5 separate regions of the Homo sapiens genome follow, and regions 1, 3, 4 and 5 are each linked to region 2. A link is a loop called in an ENCODE intact Hi-C map of the cell type or tissue named here. Cell type or tissue: MCF 10A. All regions are shown on one strand.

What was found. A loop is a pair of places that touch in the nucleus more often than their neighbours do. Peaks named below come from ENCODE experiments on the same cell type or tissue, not always from the same donor. Only the 100,000 strongest peaks of a DNase experiment are listed, where the experiment ranks them.
Region 1: it touches region 2 in a loop (4-fold over the local background); 4 of 110 quality-filtered maps call a loop at or near these places.
Region 3: a loop joins it to region 2, with 5 times the contacts of the local background. A loop is called at or near these places in 9 of 110 quality-filtered maps.
Region 4: it touches region 2 in a loop (5-fold over the local background); 10 of 110 quality-filtered maps call a loop at or near these places.
Region 5: it touches region 2 in a loop (3-fold over the local background); 2 of 110 quality-filtered maps call a loop at or near these places.

The regions. Positions count from the first base shown.
Region 1 is chr3:157,772,256-157,777,255 of GRCh38, reverse strand. No RefSeq gene overlaps it. Among named protein-coding and RNA genes, the nearest start is that of VEPH1, 270 kb to the right of the region's middle. In MCF 10A, no CTCF peak of the experiment used is centred here; no DNase peak of the experiment used is centred here.
Region 2 is chr3:158,096,145-158,101,144 of GRCh38, reverse strand. SHOX2 (SHOX homeobox 2) reads left to right here. Exons shown (of 5, transcript NM_001163678.2): 3 at 834-891; 4 at 1,197-1,285; 5 at 2,861-5,000. The coding sequence ends at 3,118. Among named protein-coding and RNA genes, the nearest start is that of SHOX2, 7.8 kb to the left of the region's middle. RefSeq lists an enhancer at 2,978-3,147. In MCF 10A, no CTCF peak of the experiment used is centred here; a DNase peak (open chromatin) is centred at 2,934.
Region 3 is chr3:158,530,046-158,535,045 of GRCh38, reverse strand. All of the region lies in intron 7 of RSRC1 (arginine and serine rich coiled-coil 1), which reads right to left. Among named protein-coding and RNA genes, the nearest start is that of UC.134, 5.8 kb to the right of the region's middle. In MCF 10A, a CTCF peak has its summit at 2,736 (motif pointing right); DNase peaks (open chromatin) are centred at 2,755 and 3,525.
Region 4 is chr3:157,616,439-157,621,438 of GRCh38, reverse strand. No RefSeq gene overlaps it. Among named protein-coding and RNA genes, the nearest start is that of VEPH1, 120 kb to the right of the region's middle. In MCF 10A, a CTCF peak has its summit at 3,123 (motif pointing left); a DNase peak (open chromatin) is centred at 3,128.
Region 5 is chr3:157,863,251-157,868,250 of GRCh38, reverse strand. No RefSeq gene overlaps it. Among named protein-coding and RNA genes, the nearest start is that of SHOX2, 240 kb to the left of the region's middle. In MCF 10A, a CTCF peak has its summit at 2,697 (motif pointing left); no DNase peak of the experiment used is centred here.

The DNA.
Region 1 (5,000 bases), 320 kb after region 2:
GAAAATGTTTCTCCTTCACTTGCGAACATGGTAGAGGATTCAGAAACTCCATGTTTCCTCAAGGCTTTCTAGATCAAGCAGAAGAACATCATTTTGTCGGAGTATACAGCTCAGCATTGCATCATGCAATGCAAATGACAAGACATGCTTCTTTATCAGCAGAGATGTATGTTAATATAACTGTCACATTAAATATTTGCTGCTGTTGGCTCAGTTAATGGCTGTCATAAAAATGTGGCAATATCTGGCATTTTAAGTGTGTGTGGTGCCTAATGTAGAGTTTGCTATTGTAAATAAGCCACACATTTAGAACTAATTACATGCAACCTATGATAGCAGGTTTATTTTTTTTACAAAGATCTGAGCTGTGATCAGCACTTGTAATCACAAAGCAAGGAAAAAATAAGGAATGACAGCAACACCTTCATGTTGAAAGCAAAGTCTTGTCCTGAAGTGCTGTGAAGTATTAAATGTTTTTCAATAGAAAGTGATGATGATTAGTCAGAAACAGATATAATTATGAAATAGCCAGGATCTGGCTTTTCTACTGTGTTTACATCCACACACATTTTTTAAAAACTTTATCTAATCTAGTAAACACTCAAATGGTATCATTTTGAATATATATATACAGGAATTATATATATATATATATACACATGCAGGACCATACCTTAGTAAATGGTCACGAAATTGACTTGCAGAGTGATCAGTGAGAACAATTATCAATAAATTTCAGCTTATTTTTCATGTATAATAAAATGTAATAAAGATAACCTTTGATAAGTTTAGTCATGTTCACAACAATCATTTGCACATCTATTTTACAAAGAGCATTACAGGTTGGGCCTCTCGTTAACCCTGTAACGAGTGGATTATCTCCCTCTCATAGAGGAGGCTGAATTCTCATCATGGACCCAGAACTCAAAGACAAGTAGTTGGACTCCAAAATCCCCGATCATTCTCCTTTATGTGGATTTCTCATGGGAAGGGATGTCTAGGAGGTATATTCTCATGGGCGCCACTTCCCTGCAGCCATGCTACCTTTCCCCATGGTTCACAATACATGGGTTGGGTATATTGCTTGGCTCCATTTCTGAAGAAGCAGCATCCACCAAGTACCTTTGTCCAAGACTCCGGAGCCCTGTGGCGAGTGCTCTCTCTGGCTGAGACAGGGTCATGGCCATATACTTGGAAAGATCACAGCCCTTGTTTGGAAACAGCTCCCACCCTCAGCCTGCTTTGGGGCAGAAACCTGCTTTGATCTGTGTGCAGGCCTGGGAGGTTATGGCCCTAATTAATTCACACATAACAATCTGACTTTCCTTTTCATTCAGAGAAAAGCATAATCATTTCAAAGCTTTCATAATGCTGAAATTCTTAAAAATCCAATTGAATCTTATTTTTATGTCTGGTCAGGGTAATTTCCAGGCAGCACTGAAACAAAAAGATAATGAAAATGTGTCTTTTAAATTACTAAAAATTATTTCTGTTAGAAGATGAGTTGGTCATTAGGCAAGATTTTAGGAGAAAAAAAATCTTCCTAAATTATAACAGGCAGAGGAGTGGTCACAAACTCTTCATCAGAATGCAGTTTTTATTATGTGAATACATCAGCCTACTAAATGACTCCATTCTTTGGAAATGTCATATAAATAGAAGAAAAATAAAAGTGTGAAGGAGACCACAGATATGAAAGTACTTTGTAAACAGCAATGTGCTTTGTAAATGTGACATATTATTACAGCTTGACTTCTGCAGTTCCCTTCCCCATGGTTAGAAATTATTAGAGGTCCCCTGACTCCTGTCAGGCTCCTTTTTAATGATCTTTAAGCCTTATTCCTGAAGGCAGGACAGTGATACTGGCAGGAAAAGTGCTTAATAATTTGTTTATGGTAAAATGCTATCCTAATTAGTAGATCTCATTAACTTCAATGAGGCATCGCTCTGAGTCTTCCCCCTGTAGTCAATCAGTCAGCAAATCCTGTTGCCTTTCCCTATCAGAGGTATTTCTTACTGTTTGCTTTGTCCCCACTGCCATCACCTGAATTTGTGAACTCTCATGTCACACCTGAACAGCTGCTACACACGCCCACCTACAATCCACCCTCCATGGCAGCCAGAGTGGTCTTTAATTGTGTTAGGCACTTCCAACTTCACACCTGCAATGCGTGCTCCATTACGGCCCATAAGACCCTGCAGGGTCCTGCTGTGCTTGCTCTCAAACTCTTCTTGCACCATCTCTGTCTCCCACACTGCCCTTATTTTTCAATCCCTCAAATACTTGAAATTTCTTTCTTCCGTAGGTTTGGCCTTTGCTGTTCCTTCCATCTGGAATGCCATTTCCCTAGATCTCTGTGTGGGTTGCCTGGTCATCTCCCAAGTCTCAGCTCAAATGTTCCTTCCTCAAGGGGGCCTTCCCTGGCCATCTGACCCACAGTGGCCTGCTCACCTGCACCAGCTTCCTTTTACCTTACTTTCTTTGAGCTCTTACTTTTCAAAATTATCTTATGTAACTGTTTATTTATTATTCATCTCTTTCTGATCAAGTGTATGTTCTATGAGGACAGGGACTGGGTCCATATTCTTCTCTGCTGTTTCTCCAGGGCCTAGAACTGGGTCTGGCACACAAGGCACAAGGCTCTGGTTTATCTGCTGAATAACTGAGTGCCAACTAAAGGCAGAAACTATTGACTGAGAAAAAAGAGAAATGTTGCAAAAAAATGATTTTGTTTCTGTTGACAGTCACTAAAACAATTAGCAAAATTCAATTCAATGAAGATAAGTAGTCAAAGTGACTGTTTTTCACAAATCAGAGTGATTAATGCAGTCATAGACGTAACTAACTGTTGATAAAATAAGAGATTCTATAGTATCCTTTAGCTATTGATGTTTCTTGGTTAAACTAGTCAGAGCTGCTTATCATGCTTGAAATCTTCAATTCTCATTCAAATTTTACCAATCAGAAAAACTATAAAACATCGATCACTTATTTTTCCAGAAAATAATTGTTTCTGGAGTAATTCCTAATGCTCAATCTTAAAGGATTGAGGCTGTGATTTTATTCTTTTCGTAAGTCTTCTTCTTTCATTCCAGTGTGTATCACCTCATGGTAGAGTGTATTCATTCTCTCTCTCTTGCTCTCTCTTTTTTTCCTTTTTGAGATGGGGTCTTGCTCTGTTGCCCAGGCTGGAGTGCAGTGACGTGATCTTGACTCACTGCAATCTCTGCCTCCCCGGTTCAAGCAATTCTCCTGCCTCAGCCTCTGGAGTAGCTGGGATTACAGGCACCTGCCACCATGCCCGGCTAATTTTTGTATTTTTAGTAAAGCCGGGGTTTCACCATATTGGTCAGGCTGGTCTTGAACCCCTGACCCCAGCTGATCCACCTGCCTTGGCCTCCCAAATTGCTAGGACTACAGGTGTGAGTCACTGCACCCAGCCGTATTCATTCTACCAATATGTTTTGGACACCTCCTGTGTGCCTGGTCTTTACCTTGGCACCGGAGAGCCCATGGGAACCAGACAGAGAATATCCTTGCTCTGGGAAAGTTTAGCTAACAATTTCCCTCTATAGGAATTTAGAATGAACACAACTGCCATGTGATGCCACCCTCATGAAGGTTCAAGGAAGCCAGAAAGTGATGGTAGGTTGGCCTGGAGATGTTACGAGAAAAACCCATGTCCTCCTGAAGGCCCAGGATAGGAACATCTTTGGAGAAGAAAGGGTAGGCTGGGTCAAATGTTCTAAAAGCAGACTTCATAGTTTGGCTATAAGGACAGTCATGCTCCCAATATAAGCCTGCCAAGTAGTCTGAGTCAAGAGAAAGAAAGTTTGGGCAAATTCAGAATCTTTTGGACTCAGTGGGCTCCATGTCTAAAACCAGATTTTGGTCTTGTACCTTTTAGTATCTAATCATGGCAAGGGAATGCCTAGTTGAAAGAGAAATGAGCTTTTCGAGTTTGGGATTAGACAGCAAATAACTGGAACTAAATTGATTTTGTTGAGTTTCAAAATGACTCAGAAACAATTGGACCCAATTCTCCTCAAAATTAACATCAGTAAAAAAGATTAAGAAAAATAAAACTCCCCTGGGCAGAACATTGTAAACTGGGATTTTCTCAGACACTTCTAGTTCTTCCATCCCTGGTCGACAAAGACATAAACTTGGGAATATTGGCAGGATTTTAAGCCTTTAAGGTTATTATGAAATTAGAGTTCCAAGTCTTAGAAATGTTCAAATAAGAGATTTTTTTCCCCTTGATATTTCTAATTTCTTCTAAGTATTGAAATATATCATCTATGTAATAATTTTAGGTTATAGAATTTCAGAGCTGGAAGGAACCCTTAGAGACAATTCAGTCTGGCTATGCATTTCTACAGGAGAAAACTGAGACTGAGGGAGGCATACACACACTTGCTCAAGGTTTATGCACAAGCCTGTGGTAGAGCTGGGACCACAGTTCATTTTGTCTTACAGAAAGACCCAAGATTTGAACAGGTACAGCCTCACTTTCCTACTTATAAACCTCTATAAAGTCCCTGAAACCTTGATGAATTCTTTTCACTAAAAATATGAGATTTTGATGGTCAGATAACATAGGAGTGAATGATTACAATCACAATCTTGCTTTTTCCTTCTGAGAATTTCAGTGATGTGGCAGTTTATAGGTAACAGGCATTGAGGATGCTCATTAAAAATGGAACATAGAGAAGATTTAAAGAGCTGGACCTGGAAAGAGTCAGTGTGCGCATGAACACATTGTGGTTGGGAACACATTGCTTCACCTTGACATTCCTTCACACTGACAATGTCAACCCTATTTGTTGTTGAGCTTTGAAACCCACATTTCCTCCTTGTTTTGTGGGAGACAGTCCACATCCTAAAAGCAGAGGTGGCCAAATGAGTGAAATATCATCTTTGGGAACTCCTTTCCTGGAGAAGGGTGTGTCCTTTCTGGACTCTTTAGTTTCTGATTTCACTGCACGCTCCTGACAGC
Region 2 (5,000 bases):
AGCTTTATTTGAATTTTAAAAAATCTGTCATACTGCCTGTAAAAGTTGTCAAGTTTAAGCAGGTAACATCCAGGAGAACAAAGTACCTAAGAGTTACTTGCTTTATATATACTTCATTCTCCTTTCGCTGAGTGCTCTTCTTTTTTTCTCTTAAGAAGTGAACTTTATTGTTGTTTCATACTTTTATTTACATTTTAGTTATTTTCTAGATGTTTTCCTACTATCCTAACTGCAAACAGTGGCTTTTTCTAAAGAAGCAAATTAGATTATCATGATAATGGTGCACAATTATTCTGCTACTGTGTTTCACTCTGCTGCACAGCAGAACAGAGAAATTCTAAACTTCTTTGTAGTGAGGCTTTTATGACACTAATTACCTCTCCCCAACCCTTACAACTCCTTCTCCGCAAAGGAGTCATTATTTGCTCTGGTGTTTGGTTTTTCTTTAAGATGAAGCTAATTAACATTACAGGCTATTAATGAACACATTCTTCTCAGGTCTTAACTGGGCAAATATCTAAACCATTATCATGTTGGTATCAGGTACCAAGCAGAGTTTTAGGCCATGGGGACTCTGTTATGTGAAAAGATGAAATCAGGACTAATAGTAATCTATCTTGTGAAAGTCTATAAAATCTATCTTTCTATTTCTGTAGTTAATTTACATGTTTAACTTTGGAATTTGAGGCTGTTTTATACAATTCAAAGATTGCTTGCTGTATCTCCCAATTCTTGTCTAAACCACGACTCTTTTCTCTTTGTACTTTTGTAATTTAAAAAAATTTTTAGTCATAACATCTAGGTTTTATTTTTTTTCCCCCTCCAACCTATAGGTTTGGTTTCAAAATCGAAGAGCTAAATGTAGAAAACAAGAAAATCAACTCCATAAAGGTATGCTTCTTATACAAGGAACATTTGATAGTCTGAGCAAAGAGAGAAGTAGTGAATATTACTATTACAATGACAGAAAAAAAGGAACCTCAAAAATGACAATAGTTCTTGACTTAATAATCTTCAAAGGCTGTTAATGGAGTCCTAAAGTTTGGGAGTAAGTTACATTTATTTAAATTTTGGATGCAGTTTAGAAAGATAATAGTCCATTTTCAAAGGAATTCGTTCTGTCTTGTACCCTTTGGAACCCTGAAAAATGCTACAAACGTTAACCTCACATTATTTTTCTCTTGTACTTTTTACAGGTGTTCTCATAGGGGCCGCCAGCCAGTTTGAAGCTTGTAGAGTCGCACCTTATGTCAACGTAGGTGCTTTAAGGATGCCATTTCAGCAGGCAAGTACAGCCTAGTTTCAAGCTGTTTTTAAATATGAAAATACCTGAATGTTTGCTTGAACTGTTGAACATCACCTGTCTCTGAGCCCAGATGTCAATGTCTGCATAGTTGGAGAATCATTTTGAGATGATATAGTGGACCCACTACCCTTTAAAAACCTATACGGTATTAAAGGCCTGAATGCCTAGTCCCTTCTGTCCTCATGGGAATCCCTGAAGGGGCCTGGGGGCAGTAACTGGTCCTTTAAAAATACACTAAAGATTGCCCTTAGAGAGAGAGGAAGGAAAAGCCTTTTGATTAAGATTTTGTCAAATCCAATACAGAGGTTAGTCCTAAGGTATTTCTAAGGCAACCCTCTAGATACTTTTCTAGGTATTTTCTACCTCTTAGTCACATTAAATAACTCTGACAGAAGAAAAATAAACACAAGTACTCCCAGCTCATACTTTTGTTTTTTCGTTCTTTTGTTTTTAAATCTGTTTCTGCAAACAAAGCTTCATCTCTGGTAAAGAGAGAAGTCTTGGTCTTCCCAGGGCTGCCCTGCCTTTGCAATCCCTTAGCCATAAAGAAACCTTTAAGAGTACATTTTAAAAGGACAGCCTGCAGCAATGATTTAATCCTGGGAAATCCCAGTGCTCTGAACTCCCCACTTTCCAAGCCTGAGGGCGAAATCCTTTCCCAACCAGTGTCTGACCTTCCCTATCCTCAGCCAGGACCCCTGCTTGGCATGCCTGTGATGTCATGAATTAGCTCTCAGTCTCCAGTGACTTGGACCGGGGAGACAGATAGGTGTGACCATGAATTGAGAGTCGGTGTTAGGGAGATCTTAGCTCTCTTGGTGCCACAGGACTCTGGCATCCTGATGCTTGGCTTTGGAAACAAGAGAGAATGACTGAAGAAAGAGGGAGGGGTGACTTTAAAAGGAGACCTTTACTACTCAAAAGGTAATCTTTGGGCCAGCAGCAACAACACCGTCTGGGAGATTGTTAGAAATTCAGAATCTCAGGCCCCAACCTAGACCTTGCGAATCAGAATCTGAATTTTAACGAGATCCCTGGGTAATTGTTATGGCAATAAAGGTTAGAAGTACCGACTCACAATTGTGCCTATTGTGGTGAAGATGGAGTAACTTCCCTGAATGACATTAAAAAGTTGCGTAGTTTGCTTGTTGATACTCCGTTGTTTTGGTAGTGGGGTAAGAGATGCATGGCAGCATCAAGAGAAGAGGGTAAGGGTCCTCACCCGCAGTCTTTCCAATATACCATTTCAGCCCAGTTCCCAGGGGAGACGGCCACATTCCTGCAGAAGGGGGTTCCCGGGGTCCGGGGAAATAAGCCTACCCTAAGCGAGTTTCGGAGACCCAGGGGACACTGGAGTATCCATGTGGAACCCCAGATTCAGCAACAGGCTGAGAAGGTCACTGTCGGAACAAGATGCACAGCCAAATGCCCTCTCCCCGTGCCCAAACACAACCCAACTCTCTCTCTGGCCAAGCTGGACGCCGTTAATGCTCTGTTTCTATTCTGTTGTCACCCTAGGATAGTCATTGCAACGTGACGCCCTTGTCCTTTCAGGTTCAGGCGCAGCTGCAGCTGGACAGCGCTGTGGCGCACGCGCACCACCACCTGCATCCGCACCTGGCCGCGCACGCGCCCTACATGATGTTCCCAGCACCGCCCTTCGGACTGCCGCTCGCCACGCTGGCCGCGGATTCGGCTTCCGCCGCCTCGGTAGTGGCGGCCGCAGCAGCCGCCAAGACCACCAGCAAGAACTCCAGCATCGCCGATCTCAGACTGAAAGCCAAAAAGCACGCCGCAGCCCTGGGTCTGTGACGCCAACGCCAGCACCAATGTCGCGCCTGTCCCGCGGCACTCAGCCTGCACGCCCTCCGCGCCCCGCTGCTTCTCCGTTACCCCTTTGAGACCTCGGGAGCCGGCCCTCTTCCCGCCTCACTGACCATCCCTCGTCCCCTATCGCATCTTGGACTCGGAAAGCCAGACTCCACGCAGGACCAGGGATCTCACGAGGCACGCAGGCTCCGTGGCTCCTGCCCGTTTTCCTACTCGAGGGCCTAGAATTGGGTTTTGTAGGAGCGGGTTTGGGGGAGTCTGGAGAGAGACTGGACAGGGGAGTGCTGGAACCGCGGAGTTTGGCTCACCGCAAAGCTGCAACGATGGACTCTTGCATAGAAAAAAAAATCTTGTTAACAATGAAAAAATGAGCAAACAAAAAAATCGAAAGACAAACGGGAGAGAAAAAGAGGAAGGGAACTTATTTCTTAACTGCTATTTGGCAGAAGCTGAAATTGGAGAACCAAGGAGCAAAAACAAATTTTAAAATTAAAGTATTTTATACATTTAAAAATATGGAAAAACAACCCAGACGATTCTCGAGAGACTGGGGGGAGTTACCAACTTAAATGTGTGTTTTTAAAAATGCGCTAAGAAGGCAAAGCAGAAAGAAGAGGTATACTTATTTAAAAAACTAAGATGAAAAAAGTGCGCAGCTGGGAAGTTCACAGGTTTTGAAACTGACCTTTTTCTGCGAAGTTCACGTTAACACGAGAAATTTGATGAGAGAGGCGGGCCTCCTTTTACGTTGAATCAGATGCTTTGAGTTTAAACCCACCATGTATGGAAGAGCAAGAAAAGAGAAAATATTAAAACGAGGAGAGAGAAAAATAATATTAACACAAAAAAATGCCACAGACAATGATTTCTCTGAGAAATTATTATGGCAAAACTGTCTGGACTGCTGACAGTAAATTCCGGTTTGCATGTTACTTGTATTCCATTGATGGTGTGTCTCCTCCCACCCCCTTATCTCCCATGCACTCACTCCATTTTCATCTTCACTATGAAAAACAATACCAAAAGTATCTGGAAATTGATATATATATATCCATATATATATATCATATATTTGCCATATATATATATATATATATATATATATATATATATATATATTTGCCCTGTCTTTGATCCTGGGGAACAAAAGAAAAAAGTCAGAAAGGGAAAAAATTACACTCATTGTCCTAAGAAGACAGAGGTGGGCAGAATATGTGGGGAAAGGAAAAAGAAAACAAGACCACCAAATGAAATAATGAAGGTACAGCGCCTCGCTGTGCCAGACACAGTAGGCGCTCAATCAGTATTAGTTCCCACCATTCCCCTTTTCTTGTGTTCCTTCTTGTTGGTTTCCTGAAGTCCTATTTGAAGACAGTGGTTTATTTCCCCCTCTCTATCCCGTCAAATTCACCTTAAATAACACCCAGCTAGATACAGGCACTAGGTTTGTGTAAGATATGTTGATACACACGAACAAAGTTTATTTTGACTATAATGTGTGGACTGACTTTCAACATTTGCATTTTATCTCACAAAGGTGTATCTATTCAAGTAACCTTTTTTTTTTGTTTGTTTGTTTCTTTTTTGTTTTTTTTTTTCTTTTGGTTGTTTGTTTCAATTCATGTAGCTATTTAAACTGGGATACCTTGGACTAAGCCAGTCTGTATCCCAATTCGCTAGCAAGCCTAAGTTTGTGGGGTTTTGTTTTTGTTTTTGTTTTACCTTCTAATTTACAAGAAAGAGGAAAAGCTCTTCTAACTGAACTTTGGTATGCGGTTGAGCTTTGTAACTATTTGTTCTCCATGAAAACAAAATTATTTATATTTGACATATTTTTTTCTAGTGTATTAAGTTATTTTAAACA
Region 3 (5,000 bases), 430 kb before region 2:
TTTAGTTGCAAAAAATATTTACATGATTCTAAGGTCAAAATTTAAAACATCATTCACAAGTCTAGAATGTCCCTAGTTCTTACTCCAATCTAGAGGTAACCATTTTTACTAAGTTTGTGTTTACCCCTCCATTGTTTATTTTTGAGAATATAAGTATATTCTTTTCTTGCTTACATAAAATTAGCATACTACATACTACTATGTATCTTACCTTTTTCACTTAATATTTCTTCACTCTCACTCCATAGCAGCTAAGAGAGTTCTGCATTCTATTTTATAATTGCATAGCATTCTATTTTATAGTTTGATGATAGGTTTTTCCACGAATGGCCTATGGATGGTTAGTTGTTTCTAGTCTTCTGCTTTCACAGTTACAGCTTTAATAAATAGCCACGTGCATGTGTAATTTCGTATTTTTGTATTTTCATATTTTTATATTTCAGTTTTTTCACATGCTAGCTGGGCAGAAAAAATGTAACATAATGACTTACACCCTTGCTGTTTAAATTCATTTTAAGCTGATATGAAGACATAGTTGAATTAGGATTGATTGTATACTCAGCTAAGGCACTTAAAAATTTTGGGATTTAGGGTTCATGGATAATAGTCACATTTACTTAACAATAGTAATAAGTGGTTTGACACGAAGGTGGAGTTTTTTGCAGCAAACTAATTTTTATAGCAGCTTTATCCTTGAAAGGTTTAATGTTGTTACAGAGATAAATATAAAGAGTATTAAAGGAAATTTGGTTTCATACATTCAACAAAAATGTTATCTGAAAAAATCTTTGTCTCAATTTTTGACCAATCACAATTTATAATGATTATAGTCTTGTGCAAGTTCTAGTCTATTTGTGGGAAAGATGGCTCTTATGAAGATGTGTCCCTGACAGCTGAAACCAGTCTTTTCTCTTGTGAGAAATAATCAGATGAGAATGAAATGCTTGCAAGTAGCAGCCACCACAGCCAATACTCCCACCTTTGGAAGAATATATCTTCCCACATAATAAAACCAAGCACTGTCAGAGTGCCATGTAAGAGTAAATAGTCCCACATGCTTTATACAATGAAAGCTCCTCTAGATTTTAATTATGCAATGTACTAATTGAGCATGTGAAATGAGAGAAGATTCTTTGCCCAGCTAATTTATTAATATTAACACATCCCATACAAGTAGATAAATTTTTTATTAATTACATATATAATAATGTTAATATGGCAAAGGAAAGTCATAATGGGTACTAGTCTGTGTAATCCAACTTCAATGTCAATATGAAAACTACATTTGTCTGTATAGGTCTTAGTTAATTTCACTAGAATTATTTCACAGTCACTAATTCCCAACCAAAAGACATTATTTCTGACTTCAGGATGATGTCTCATATGAATGAAATGTTGGACCACTTGAATTTTTTCTCTAAACATATTCTCTATTTGGAGTTGTAAAGGAAATCATTAGTATTAAATGTCAGAGGTGACCTCACAAACAGTACTTGATGTCTAAAGCTTGCAGTGTTTGTAGCTTTAAATTTGGACATACAACCAGCTCCTAATACAAATAAAAGTGTTATCATAGAGGCTTGCCAAAACCAATGCTTAACAAAATAGCATTGGAAAAATTATAAAGGAAAGAAGGAGAAAGATTACAGAAAAACATCATTATCTTTGTGTTTCTTTAAAGATCACTTCAGAACTAACAAAGTGACAGAGCAGATAGGAGAAAGCCAGTTTGCCTTACTCACAATATGAAAATACACCAACATAGCTTTTTTGTTTCAATGTGGGAATCATTTTACTGGTTGTAAACGCATGTTAAATTAAAATTTGAAAGATTCACAGGAGATTTACATTTTCAGCTTTACAGTACCTCAGCTCTATTGTATGAAAATAGACATAAAAATGTTTTAAATTGCTTCTTACTCAAAATTCTCATGTCAGTGACCACAAATGTATGTCTTGAGTATAACCCTGTCACTTTGGGAAGCAGAATAAAACATATCAATAATATATATTACGTTGTTTTAAATTCAGTTTCTTAAGTTTTTCATGTCAATTTGTCATTTAACAATTTTGTGCCAATTTTAAGATTGGGAAAATGTGATTTAAAATGAGTTATGGTTTATATGTGCTGCATAAATGCCCAACACACACAGTATCTTGTATTCATTAGCCATGAAGTAAAATTAAAGACAAGTAACAAAGTTACTGGGAGAATTAATATGGGATGTTTTAAAACATTTACATGGTAAACATGAAGGAAACACACCATTAGTACTTGATGATTTTTTAATAAACATATTATTTGTAAATAAAATGTTTTCTGCTAGATGTTAATGGAAGGGATATATACTTCATAGTAAAATAAAAAATAATAGACTCAGAAAGCCAAGTCATTACAGACCACAATAATCAATACTTAACTCAAAGTATAGAAAATCACTTTCCTTTTGTGATGAAAAATTTTTAAAAAATTGTATTAGTTACTGTTGATGTTTATAGTATAAAAATTAGGCTCTCCTGCTTCTTCAAGTTATATTTGACAATTTCACATTTTATAACACAGAGTTTTCTTTTAAAATACCAAATGTTATACAAATTTTAAAACTAGTAAATAAAGATGACAAGGTCCATATCAATCTTTCATTTGAAAAGAAAATTTTAGTCTTTTCATACTGCATTTGTAGATTACAAACATAAACCAATCTCCTCTAATAACAATGCCAGGCTGAGAACTGAAGATGGCACTATTGCCCCAGATGTGATCATGACAAGTAACAACCAGCAACTTCAACTGACTCCTTTTAAATACTAATATTTTATGAATTTTCCCAAAGATGCATTTTATGTTACAAAAAATTTGGGTCAGTTGGCCCCACAGTTACTGAGTTACTTATGTTACTATTCCAGGAAAAAAATATATACTAATAATATTGCTACAAATACATAAATAATACAAAAGATTATCTTATTTTCATATTAAATTAGCTCAAATTATAGTCAACAATAAAAACATTAAAAAAATTCCTTCTTATGTTACAAGACAGATAATAAAAAACTTTGAAATGTAAAGTATTTTTAAGTGCTTTACAAGAACAACAAAAAAGCAAACAACAATATGTTTGTATGGTAAAGCTGGCTATTCAATAAAATTTGTGGACAAAACATCTCATAAAGCTTAATTGGAATTCTAAAGTTTTAAATTTCTCATGAACACAGGTTTCAAATAAGTGAGCACATCCAATTGTTTTCCCTTTCAAAACAGTACATTTTAAATGTTTCTTTTAAAACACATACAAGGCAAGCATTATAAATCTATCCAACTCCAACATTTTGAGGTTGTTCGAGACCAATATCACCGAGAACAAATTTCCAGAACTGATATACACAAATAATTTAAAAGATGAGAAAACTCCTTAAGTGGAATAGGGCTTTTCTATTAGTCTTCTGGGAAGCTTATGCTACAGGACCATGTTACATATGCGGACGAGGCTCCTGAAGTGTCTGAAAGGAACTCCACTTTGGACGGGATCCAAGACAAACTCACCTTAAACTGCTTACTATATCAGATTAAGTAATAGGAATAATGTTAATGTGACTGTATCAATGAAGAAGAATTTGTTAAATATTTCAATAAGTGAAAGTGAACTGGGCATCAGGCTAAGCTTTATTAAAAACAAAATCCACACTAAATGTCTCATTCAACTCTTCTCACCTGGAATGCTCTCACCTTCTCTTAATCCTCCCTGTCATTTAAGGCCATGCCTGATGTCCACTTTGTGATGATGCCACACCTTGCCACCTGTGAGTAAAAGGGCCTCTTGCATAATTCATTTGGCTTTTAGCATATGCTGCCTTGCAAATCTCTTCTTGAGTGAAAGCTTCTTCTCCCCAGCTAGAGGGGACATACCTCTTTGTGTCACCTCCAGAACTTAGTGGAGTGTGCTTTATTATCTAGTAAGCAGTCAATAAACATTTGTTGAATAACTGAAATTTAAAGGGCAGTAAAGTTACCATTAAAAAATAAAACTTCATGGAAGAAAATGTCAAATTATAAAAAGTTTTTGTAACTTAAAAAATTAAATGTCTTTCAGTGGTGAGTTTTTTTTTTTTTTTTAAGTTTCTTTTTTTTTTTATTTATTATTTTTTTTTTTATTATACTCTAAGTTTTAGGGTACATGTGCACATTGTGCAGGTTAGTTACATATGTATACACGTGCCATGCTGGTGCGCTGCACCCTCAGTGGTGAGTTTTAAGGGCTCTGGGTTTGGGCTATCTGGGTTAAACCCTGTCTCTGCTATGTACCAGCTGTGTGGCTTTGGGCAAGTGGTTCAAGAGTGTTGGTCTCCATTTTCTCATCTATGGCATGGAGATAGTAATAGCCTAAACATCATAGGGTGGTTGAGAGATTTCCCCCCCACATCTTCCCTCCCTCCCTCCATCCCTCTCTTTTCAAATAAGTGAGCACATTCAATGTACCAGGCATTGTTCCACATAGTAGGACTTGGAAATGAATGAGAGTTTCTTCCTTCATGAGCTTATGTTTTAATGAGGGAGACAAATAATAAACAAGTAAATAATATAATATCAAGGAAAATAGAGCAGGCTAGAGGGCTAGAAAGGAGGAAAGGAAACTATTTCAGATGGGGTAACCAGAGAAGAACTCTCTGACATGGTGGTATTTCAGAAGGCAAAAATGATGTGAAAAAGCAAGCCACAAAAATCTGGGAGATGATAACCTGTGCTCCACACAGCGATAGGGAAGCATTAAAAGCACTTAAGAAATGGTAGCAGATACAGGAAGCACAGCATAAACAAAAGTGCTAATTTAGTAACAGTACTAAAGACACGGAAGTTGGCTAAACAATTCTTATATAAATCTGTATATTTCTGACAGTATGGTTTATAATAAGCTGGCAATATTCTTGAGTTCAGGCAAGTAGAAAATGGCTTTAGCTCATACATCTTCTGGTAAACCTGTGGTGTGCCAGGATGTGGAAAT
Region 4 (5,000 bases), 480 kb after region 2:
TCTGAAGGCTCTGAGGGAGAATCTGTTCCATGGCTCTCTCAACAGAGGAGACAATGGAGTCTGCCTCTGTTGCCCAGGTTGGATCGCAGTGGCATGATCTCGGCTCACTGCAACCTCTGCTTCCCAGGTTCAAACAATTCTCCTGCCTCAGCCTCCTGAGTAGCTGAAACTACAGGCATGTGCCACCATGCCTGGCTGTTTTTTTTGTATTTTTAGTAGAGATGGAGTTTCACTATATTGGCCAGGCTGGTCACTATATTATGTATATATTTTTTTGAGATGGAGTCTCACTTGGTCATCAAGGCTGGAGTACAGCGGCGTGATCTCAATTCACTGCAGCCTCGGCCTCCTGGGTTCAAGTGATTCTCCTGCCTCAGCCACCTGAGTAGCTAGGATTACAGGTGTGAGTCACTGTGCCCGGTCTGTCTTAGTATATTTCTTTACAAAAAACCCTCCCCACCATGAATCCAACAGCCCAGTGGATGAAATTTTGCTTATGTGTATTTCACACCCAAATTCTTTACATGTGAAGAATATGCTGTTCATCCATTGTCATAGACCATCTGTGCTGAGTTTTGCTACAGGTGGAGTGAGGAACCCTGATAAGCCATTTATAGTCTCAATCCCAGTTCTTCTTGATTTCAGGGCCTTCATTTAAAAAAAAAAAAAAGGCCAGTTTGCATAAATGCTTGTGAAATAGATTGAAGCAAATGGGTTAAATATTTACATCAAAACTACTAGTTAACATATTCCAGCTAACTAAACTTACTGACCATGTAGGTTTATAACTGTATATAGGTTTATAACATTTTCTAACACCAAACAGCTAATATCTGTTTTGAATTAATATAGTATACTAATGTTTAGCTCTCCTTTTACCAAGGTTAATTGTTAATTATTCCAAGGCAATTATTTATGTGCTTGAAAGCGGGTTTGCTGAGCCTGGGTCCTCAGTGTTGTGTTTTAGGATTTGTAAGAGGCAAATACGCTTGCATAAAGGCAAATTAATTATTTAGAGACGAAAGCCTTCATGAATGCAGTGGGCCATTACAAGAATTAGACTTCTCAAAAGGAGGCTAGTAGCAGCACTCCTCCTCTCCAAATAATCAGAATTATATGTCTGGCCTGAAAATATGCACAAGAATGCATATACACCCACAAATACTTGTGTGGGCTTGCTGCTTCCCTCTCTGCCCCATCCCTTTTTATTATTTTAGCCAAAAGACTCAGAAACAGATCACTTACAGAATTTTAGAGCAAATAATCCACTTGGTCATTCCACCAGGCTCCAAAAGATAGACCTTTGAACAACGACAGCTGGAAAATCCTGAGGCATCGGACACACTAATAGAGGATTCTCCTCCTGTTTTCAGGAGTCTTTGAAAACCGAAAGGCATAGTCCACAGCACAACATGTGACAAGACATTTATTTTCATCTATTTGCTGTAAGCCGTTGAAAACTAGAAATATCAAATTAGATCAAATGTTTTAAAATAGGTTAAAATCGATCCTTTCCTTGCATTTTGGGTTCTGCCCAAATAGTCCTCAGATTGGAGCCTCTGCAGCATGAATATATATTTCATCATAAGAGCAAAAGCAAAGCCCCTAATGGTGATAATTACTGTCACCAAAATAGAAGGCTAATTGTCAGAGGAGTTCTTTCCTCTCCATGCGATGAAGGGCTAGGCAGGAATGCCTGGCGTCTTTGGGCAGAGACATTTTTTCCTTTCAGTTTTTTCAGGACGTTTAAAAATTATTTCATCTATAGACACAGAGTAATCGGATAAAAATCCAGTGAGAATTTTGTCAGACAAAGGCTTTATTAGGTGTTTTGTTTTGTTTGGTCCCCGCCAACCCTCTTTGAGGAATAGAAAATGTGGAAACCACAAGGCACACAGCCCTTGCGACTTTGGCCTGGACTGCTGGTGTTTATTCTTTTATTTTTAGGACTCTCATCCAAGGGTAAGCAGCACCTTTCTTAAAGAAACTCCAGACCCTTGACTGCCTTTCTCTTATCATTAATCCTCACAACTTCCCGGAGAAGCTGGGAAGAGACAGCGCTCTGCATCCTCCTTTATAGATGGAGAAGCTGAGGTTTGGGAAGGTTAAATGACTTGCCCAAGGTTATTTAGCAAATTAGGAGAGTCCACTTGGGAATGGAGCTTTGGGTTCTTAGGTTCTGGGGCTGCAGCCAGGAAACCCCAGCCACAAAGAATCTCTTTTGTGCTTGATTTTGTTCACGTGCCTATTTATATAGAAAGAAAATAAGTAAATGTTTCAGTTCTTCTGCCCTCTCCCTTTATGCCACACCAATACACACACACGCACACACATGCGCGCATATGCACACACACACACATATGCATGCACACATGCACATACACACCATTAGCCATGGGGGAAAGAGATAGCCCTAAATTAGAACTTCCAAATAAACTCACTGATTTGCTGCAATGATCTCAATGTATTCTATTGTTTTAGACCCTATTGCATGAAGGTGTCACTCCTACATCCTGTCCTCACTCTGAGAACTGGGCTCATATATCTCATTATAGCCATATTTAAAGAGTTGGTAAAAGAACAACCACTCCATTGATATGGAATTTCTTTAAAAAAAAACTTTAAAGAGGATTTACTGCTGTTATCATAGCGGAGAATAAAGATGGTGTGTAATTCATGGAGAAGAAAAAAATTTCCTACAAATCAAGGTGCTCTTGCAGGCTGCACTGGATTCGCATTCAGGAATGAGACTTGATGATGTGAAGCCCTTGTGCTCAGGAGTGAGTAGTGTCAAGGCAGGGGGAAGAAAGAGACCACATCTTAAGGAACACATTTTTCTACTCAGTTACAGGGCTGGGAATACAATAATGACATGCTCAAAGTTTTAAAGGTGAACTCACACAGAAACACCGACTGTGGGGAGAAGTGACCTGTCCTGAGGAAAGAGGGAGAGGAATATCAAAGTCTGGTAGAAAAGAAAAGAATACCATCTTCAGGGCAAGTAGTACCTTCTCGCTTGTGTAGATGCAGGTTTGTAAGTACAATAGATCCTTTGGTAAAATGTTTGCACCGAAGAGGCTGAGTTATTTTATTTTTGAATTGCAAGTTCTCCATCTAGTGGTCAGTTTCTAGAACAACAAGTTCATGGTGTTACTGATGTCATCCTTTGGATGCAAATTACTTAGTTCGCCTTTTTTTTTTTTTTTTTTTAATGACTAATGCCTGCATCAATCATAGCAAGCTATTGAGCATATAACTTCCGGCAGGCACAGTTGGCAGTGGTTTTCAAGAACTAAAAGTATTTGTATATTGGCAATTTAAATCACAGCATTTTCCATTGCTGAGAACAACTTCCCTGACTTATTATTTAAAATTTAATTACCTTGACATTGTTTCTGAGGTGAAAAAATAGTCCATAAGAAAATTTATGAAAATGTATGCTTAAATTCAACATGTATTCTTCAACAGGAGAAAATGAAAGGGAGTCAGGCGTTCATTGGGTATTTGGTCACTAAACAAAATGTCTATGAACTGTTTTTAAGTTTAATATTCTTGATGGAGCTTGCTGGGCAAGGAAAGATAAGGAGTCTGCTGACCTCTAAAGAAACAAGGGGATCTGATGTGGCTACATTGTCCACTGCAGTGGTCTCCAAGTGTGAGAATTATACTACTGATTGTATTGGAGAAAAATTCTTCTCACTGATGACATTAGATAGCATTGGAATCAGGTCCAGAATCAGTTTCAGTTTTGTCCTCTTAGGTCTTTAACATCCCTGAAACCTGCCAATCATCCTTTCTAATAAAAGAGAACGGATTTCCAGCATGTTTTCTTTGCCCAGGCAACAATATACAGTTAAAATTTCATTTACTATTTTGCATTGTCTTTAGTTAATAACTTCCTATTAATGGCAAGTGATACCGCCTTTTCATAAAGTCATGATATAAAATTTCCCTTTAAGATAAATTTATTGAAATAAAAATATGAGTCAATTTGAAGAAAAAACATTGAATTGTATAGAAAGCATATGGACACGGGAACATCTCACGGATGCAGGCCAATAGCAACATGAGCTGAAAAAGATTCTACTCTGGGAACTCAGGGTCTGTTCACTGCTCTGGATCTGCCACTCACCCTCTGTAATTACCTGCGTGTGTTACTTAAATCTCTTTCGACCTCCATTTTCCTCATCCATGGAGTGTGGCTTCTTAAAGCAACTTTTAAAGTGGAATTATTCTTTGCCTGAATTCAGAAGATGGGCATGGAGATAAGGAAGCAAATAGAACATCCTAAAGCAATCTTCGCCAAAGAATGAGTGGGACACATGGAAGACCCAAGGACACACAGAGGTGGTGAATTATGTCCAGCCTCCGACCTGTACTTACCTACAAGCCCCAAATTATAGTCATGGTCTCCAAAATTCTAGCTCATGCATACTAAAGACCCATTAAATCAAAGAAGTATCAAAATATATCATTTCTTATTATGGGATATCAGAAACAGAGTAGAATCCTGCTTCTTAAAGCCGTGCAAAGGACAACCCAGTGGGCATACAATGTGGCTTTGGCCCCCCTGAAGGCAGGCTTCTCCTGAAGCAGAAGAAACACTTGCTGGGGAAAGCTGGGCCTGAGGGGGCCCAGGGGCTGAGGCCTTCATAGCAGAGAAGCACCACATATGCATAGAGCAGTGTCCACGTGGGTTCACATGGACTGCGGGAGCCTGAGATGAAACTCCACCTTCTTCTTCACTGAGCCCCAGCCTGGGCCTCATGCCCATGGTCTGTGTATGCTGTCTCATCCAGCCCTGACACCAACCCTGAAATACAGGTATGTTACCCAGTGTTAACACAGGTGCAAACTGAGGCTCAGAACGAGTGAGTTCCTTGCCAGAGGGCACTTGACTTATAAGTGGCAACACCAAGCTTGAGCCTGGGTCTCTGTGATCTTGGAAATGCAGATTCCACTGCCAGCTGGGACAGGAAGCCTGGGCTCCACATGGGAAG
Region 5 (5,000 bases), 230 kb after region 2:
TCCCAGGCCTAGAGTTCTAATTCTATTGATGTCTCTGGTTCTCAAGAATATGAGCTGAAATGCTCATGTGATTGGCCTTATCTTCCTTTCTTCTAAACTGCCTTCCTTAGACACACATGTAAAACTGTCCCTATTCATGGATCATAGCAGATAGGACTAGTGATTCCTTTTCCTCACATCTACTAATTCCTATGAGCTACCATCTTCACTCTTTGCCCAGCTGGTAAGAGAGAAGCCAAGTTATGTGTCTCCAAAGGACAGCACTAGGAAGACTGGGACCCAGAGCAGGCCTGGGCAACAGTGCTGGTGTCCATAGGATGGAGCCCTTGTGAGCAGGTCAGGTCAGCGTTATGACTAGATGTTTCTCATATGATTTGGGGTGTGAGTACAATGATTTCCTACTGGGGCTATTGAATATACCCTCACACCTTTCTCTGTGGTGCCAGGTGATGAGTATGACTTGTGATGGAGACGGTGTGTGGCGGTGGAAAGGGACAGGCTTTGGACATGAGTTCCTCAGATTCTGCAGGCATGGGCTATCTCATTCCACACTTACCACATGGATGCAAGACAAAGTAATTACGAGAGAACATCATCTGAGTATCCAATATCTAAGCTTCTTTAGTCTTGAGTAAAAGTTATTGTAACATAAAACATTAATAAATGACCTCCTATTAGCTCCCATTCAACATTAGTGTCTATCTCTGCTCATGGCATCAGCATCCTTGTCTGTTGGCTCCTGCTGGTTTCCTGATGTGACAAACCCTTGACAATAATGTGAAAACACAAGGGAAATTGACGGCAGAGGGAAATGGGAAATTTTGCAAAATGTGCAAGATTTCATGAAGTTGAGAAAAGTGATGTTTGAAGACTATTTGAATCACATGTAAAATCATTGACAAATGAGGATCTGTCAGGGTTAGCAATGAGAAAGTCAACAGGGATGACTTCACCATGGACATTCAAAAGAAAATCATTGAAGCCTCATTTTATTTTCCTGGAAAAATTGCTGAAGTTCTTGGGTATATTTGTGAAAATTTCTGACCTTTCCTGGGATCTTCTGGGCATGGATAAAGTGAAGAATGCTGTTATTTTGCTATTGGTTTGAATGAAAGCTGTATTAAATCCAGAGAAACCAATCAACACCTGATACATTTTTTTGTTCCTTCCAAGAATTGGCAACTAGTTGCAATTGTCATCTATACTTTGTTATATATAGGATCAGACTTGTTTTCTTTTTCTCATTTTAGTTTCATTTCTTTTTGGTGTTGAAGTGATAATAGAAACTTTTATCAGGCCAAGAGCAGTGGCTCACGCCTGTAATCCCAGTAATTTGGAGGGCCGAGGTGGGCAGATCACCTGAGGTCAGGAGTTCCAGACCAGCCTGGCCAACATGGTGAAACCTTGTCTCTACTAAAAATACAAAAATTAGCTGGGCGTGGTGGAATAGAGTGAGACTCCATCTCCAAAAAAAAAAAAAAAAAGAAACTTTTATCCTTCACTACTTATAATGTCGATACGTCGATATTTTAAGGGGACTTAAAACCTTTTCAGGTACCAGGAGGCAGGGGCTTCTGTATTTGCATATTTAACTTCAATTTATAATGAACAAATCAAATATAGAATAGGAAAAATGCAATAACAAATATGTGAATAAAATATAAAAGTATTTGTACAACATCCCTTAGTTTAAAAGATACACTATTTTAAAAATAGTTTAATGATATTTGCCAGATTGTTTTCCTCTTCGATTGTTTGCTTCTGAGGCTTTGTTTTGCACCCTCAGGTTTGTTGTCAGCTGATAAGCAATATCTCTGCAAGAGTTTAAATAATCCACTACTTACTTAGCCACATACATGGAGCTGCTTACTTGAATTTGTCTGATACCAATGATTTCTTATTTCTCAGGAACTGATCCATGTTTCCTTGGTCCTGAATGTTGGAGTAAACTCCCTATGCTGGTTTTCCACAAAGTGAGGCAGTAGAAAACTTAAGTTAAAAGTCAAAACCCTCCTTATTGGGTTTGTGAAACATCACTTAAATGAGGGAGGCCTTAGTTTTATACTCTAAAATGGAGTTAACGTTATTCTTTTATTTCTCTTACATGGTTGTTTTGAGACTCAAATGGTATGATGTCCATGTTTTGGTGACTGGACATGATACACTGGAATGAAACTAGCATAGACTGACCCTCTATTAGGAGCCGTGTACTGGGCTGAGTGGATTTACAGACCTTGTCTCATGTGGCCACATGCAGGATTTGGATATATTATTATGATGCAGCATGACGGTCCTAATAGTCTTTGATTATTGTAAAGCAAATTTTCTGCTCCAGTTCTTTGACCCTCACAGTGGAGATCTTCAATCCCATTATGTCTTCCTGAGTTGTTTCTAATAGACTCACTCAGGCTGTCCCCGGTGAGTAACTCACTGTAGCCCTGTGACCTTGGGACGCAGCCTGTCCAAAGGGAAGACCACCCAGTAACTCAGACTCCACATTGCTTAGCCATCTCAGAGTGCTCTGTCTATCTTACTACCCAACCCCCTACTTCCAGCAAATTTAAGAGCTGTCAGTTCCACCTCGGTAATATCTCTTACATCAATTTCTACTCCCTGTCGGCTTTGTTAGTGGCCTATTTCAGGTAGTTGTTAGGTCTCACGCAGAACTCCCTGTGGGGTGGCCAGTGAGTGGGCCTCCTCCGAGGCTGCCACGCCCCCTGCTGGTGGGGGAGGGCATTCCTGAAGGCAGCTGGAGAAGCAGCAGGGCCAGGGTAAGAATTTCATCTGGGGCCTGGGCCTCAGAATTCATTTAGACTTTGACATCTGTTTCCTTTGGTCTAGAGGTGGTACCAAGGGGATGACTTGGTGGCGTGGGTTGGGGGTGCTTTAGTTTCCTCATAATTTTCATCACAACTTAATAGACCCACCCTGAGAAGATACAATCCAAGTTTACTATGCACATACAGCTTTAAGCCACCAACACCCCTTCCAATGAGATTGCCACTTCTGAGCTCCCTCTAATATAGAAATTCCAGAGACATGGAACCTAGTCCTTCAACTGGACTTGCCTGGCATCTTCAGTGTCGTATTTGACCTACTGTACTTGCCAGATCCAGCTTTGCTACTTGTTTTTCCTCCCTTGACTGCCTGTTTCTAAGTCTTGATCTCATTCATCTTTCAGATTCTTGATGTCTTCCATTACCCTGGTCTGTCCCAACTCCAGACCTCCCTGCTTCCTCCTCAAATGAAAAGAAAGAGGGTTTACTGTGAAATTGAACATAAGAAATGAAATTCAAAGCAGTGGATTTAAAACTATTTTGACTATTTTACATTAAGGCCAAGTGAACACACACACACACACACACACACACACACACATATACATATAATTACTTATACGCTAGCACATGTGATGTTTTTCTATTCTCTTTTATTTCGTGTTTTTTAAAAAGTCAGTGCTCCTGATTCACCAACTGGTCCCAATTGATTGAAGGAGCTCAATTTGCTGTTTTAAAATGCTGTTCTAAGGAAATATACACGGGAAAAGTGGAACTAAACTGAGTGGGGCCTTATTTATAACAGTAAGCAGGGTTTTATCTGAATTTTAGTTGTTTGTGAGTTGTCTCCTTTTCTTTACCTAGTATGTATGGATGAATTGGGAAGGAGAATTATAATTCATCTCTTTTGGAAGCATGTGTGTACAGTAGAACAATTTTAAGAAGTGCTTATTTTTCAATCACAGGATTTAGAACAAATGTATCAGGTATGTTGTCTCTGCTATCTGTAATCAGGGATTTTAAAATGCAGCTGGGGGTAATTCTTCCATCTCCACAAGCAATTCTCCCAGTACTGTCAGTTTTGTTGTAGGGAATTTGAAATGGGAGTTCAGATTGCTATATTGTCCTCAGCTCTAGATAAGAAAAAAAATAGAAGAAGCAAGAAAGCTTTGCTCTCAGTCTGGTAGGGGATTTTCATGGAAGTTTGACAGTGATAGCTGATGGAGTTAAAGGATCCAGGAAAAAAACTCCACTTATATCCCGGGGGGGTCCTCAACACTGGGTCCACCTTGGAGTTGCTTGGGAAGCTTTTATTGATTTATTTTTAAACTTTTTGTCAGGCAAAATTTCAAATGTATGTGAAAGTAGCAAGAAAATATAATGAATCCTTACATATTCATCACTCAGCTTCAACTGTTGTCAACTCATGGCCAATCTTTTTTCTATACTTTATCCATTTCCCACACCTGCCTCATTATTTTGAAGTATATCCCAGACATAATATCATTTCATCTCCAAATATTTCATTTTGTATCTCTAAAAATGATGACTTCATTTTTAAACAAAACCATCATACTATCACCACACAGGGAGCTTTAGAAGTATCTCAAATGCCTGGACCCCAGACCAATTAAGTCAGAATATCTGGGAGTGGGAAGCTATATACTTGTATTTTCATAAAGTCCCCAGATGATTCTAATGTTATTATCATACTTAGTTTAGGGGCAGAAATTAAGTGGTCAGGGCTAAGACTCCTATGGAGGATGGTCATAAGTAGGGAACAACTACAGCAGACACCTCTATTAGGGTGAGAGTCACATCTGCTCCTCTCTCTCTGTTCATTCTTACCCTTAGCAAACCATCCCACTTTAGACCCACTCTCTGTAGGTAACCCACAACATCAGTATCTTTTAGTCCTAACCCAATGTCTGAACTCCAATCTCAGCTATCTCACTTTCTGTAGACCATTTTCATTAGAATGTCCCAGCATCACCTAAATTAAATGCTTTAATATACTTAAAACAGACTTTTCTCTCTTTCTCCCAAACCAGCTCCCTCACTGGATGGCTCCATTTCTATCATCAGGGAGGTTACATTTTTGGCTTTCCCTTGTCACTCATATACCAACCAGAACCTAGATTTTTCAGTTTTTCACATTTGATGGCACTCATATCCATCCTATTCTTTTTATTCAACACTCTACACCCTCCTTCAGCCCCCCAT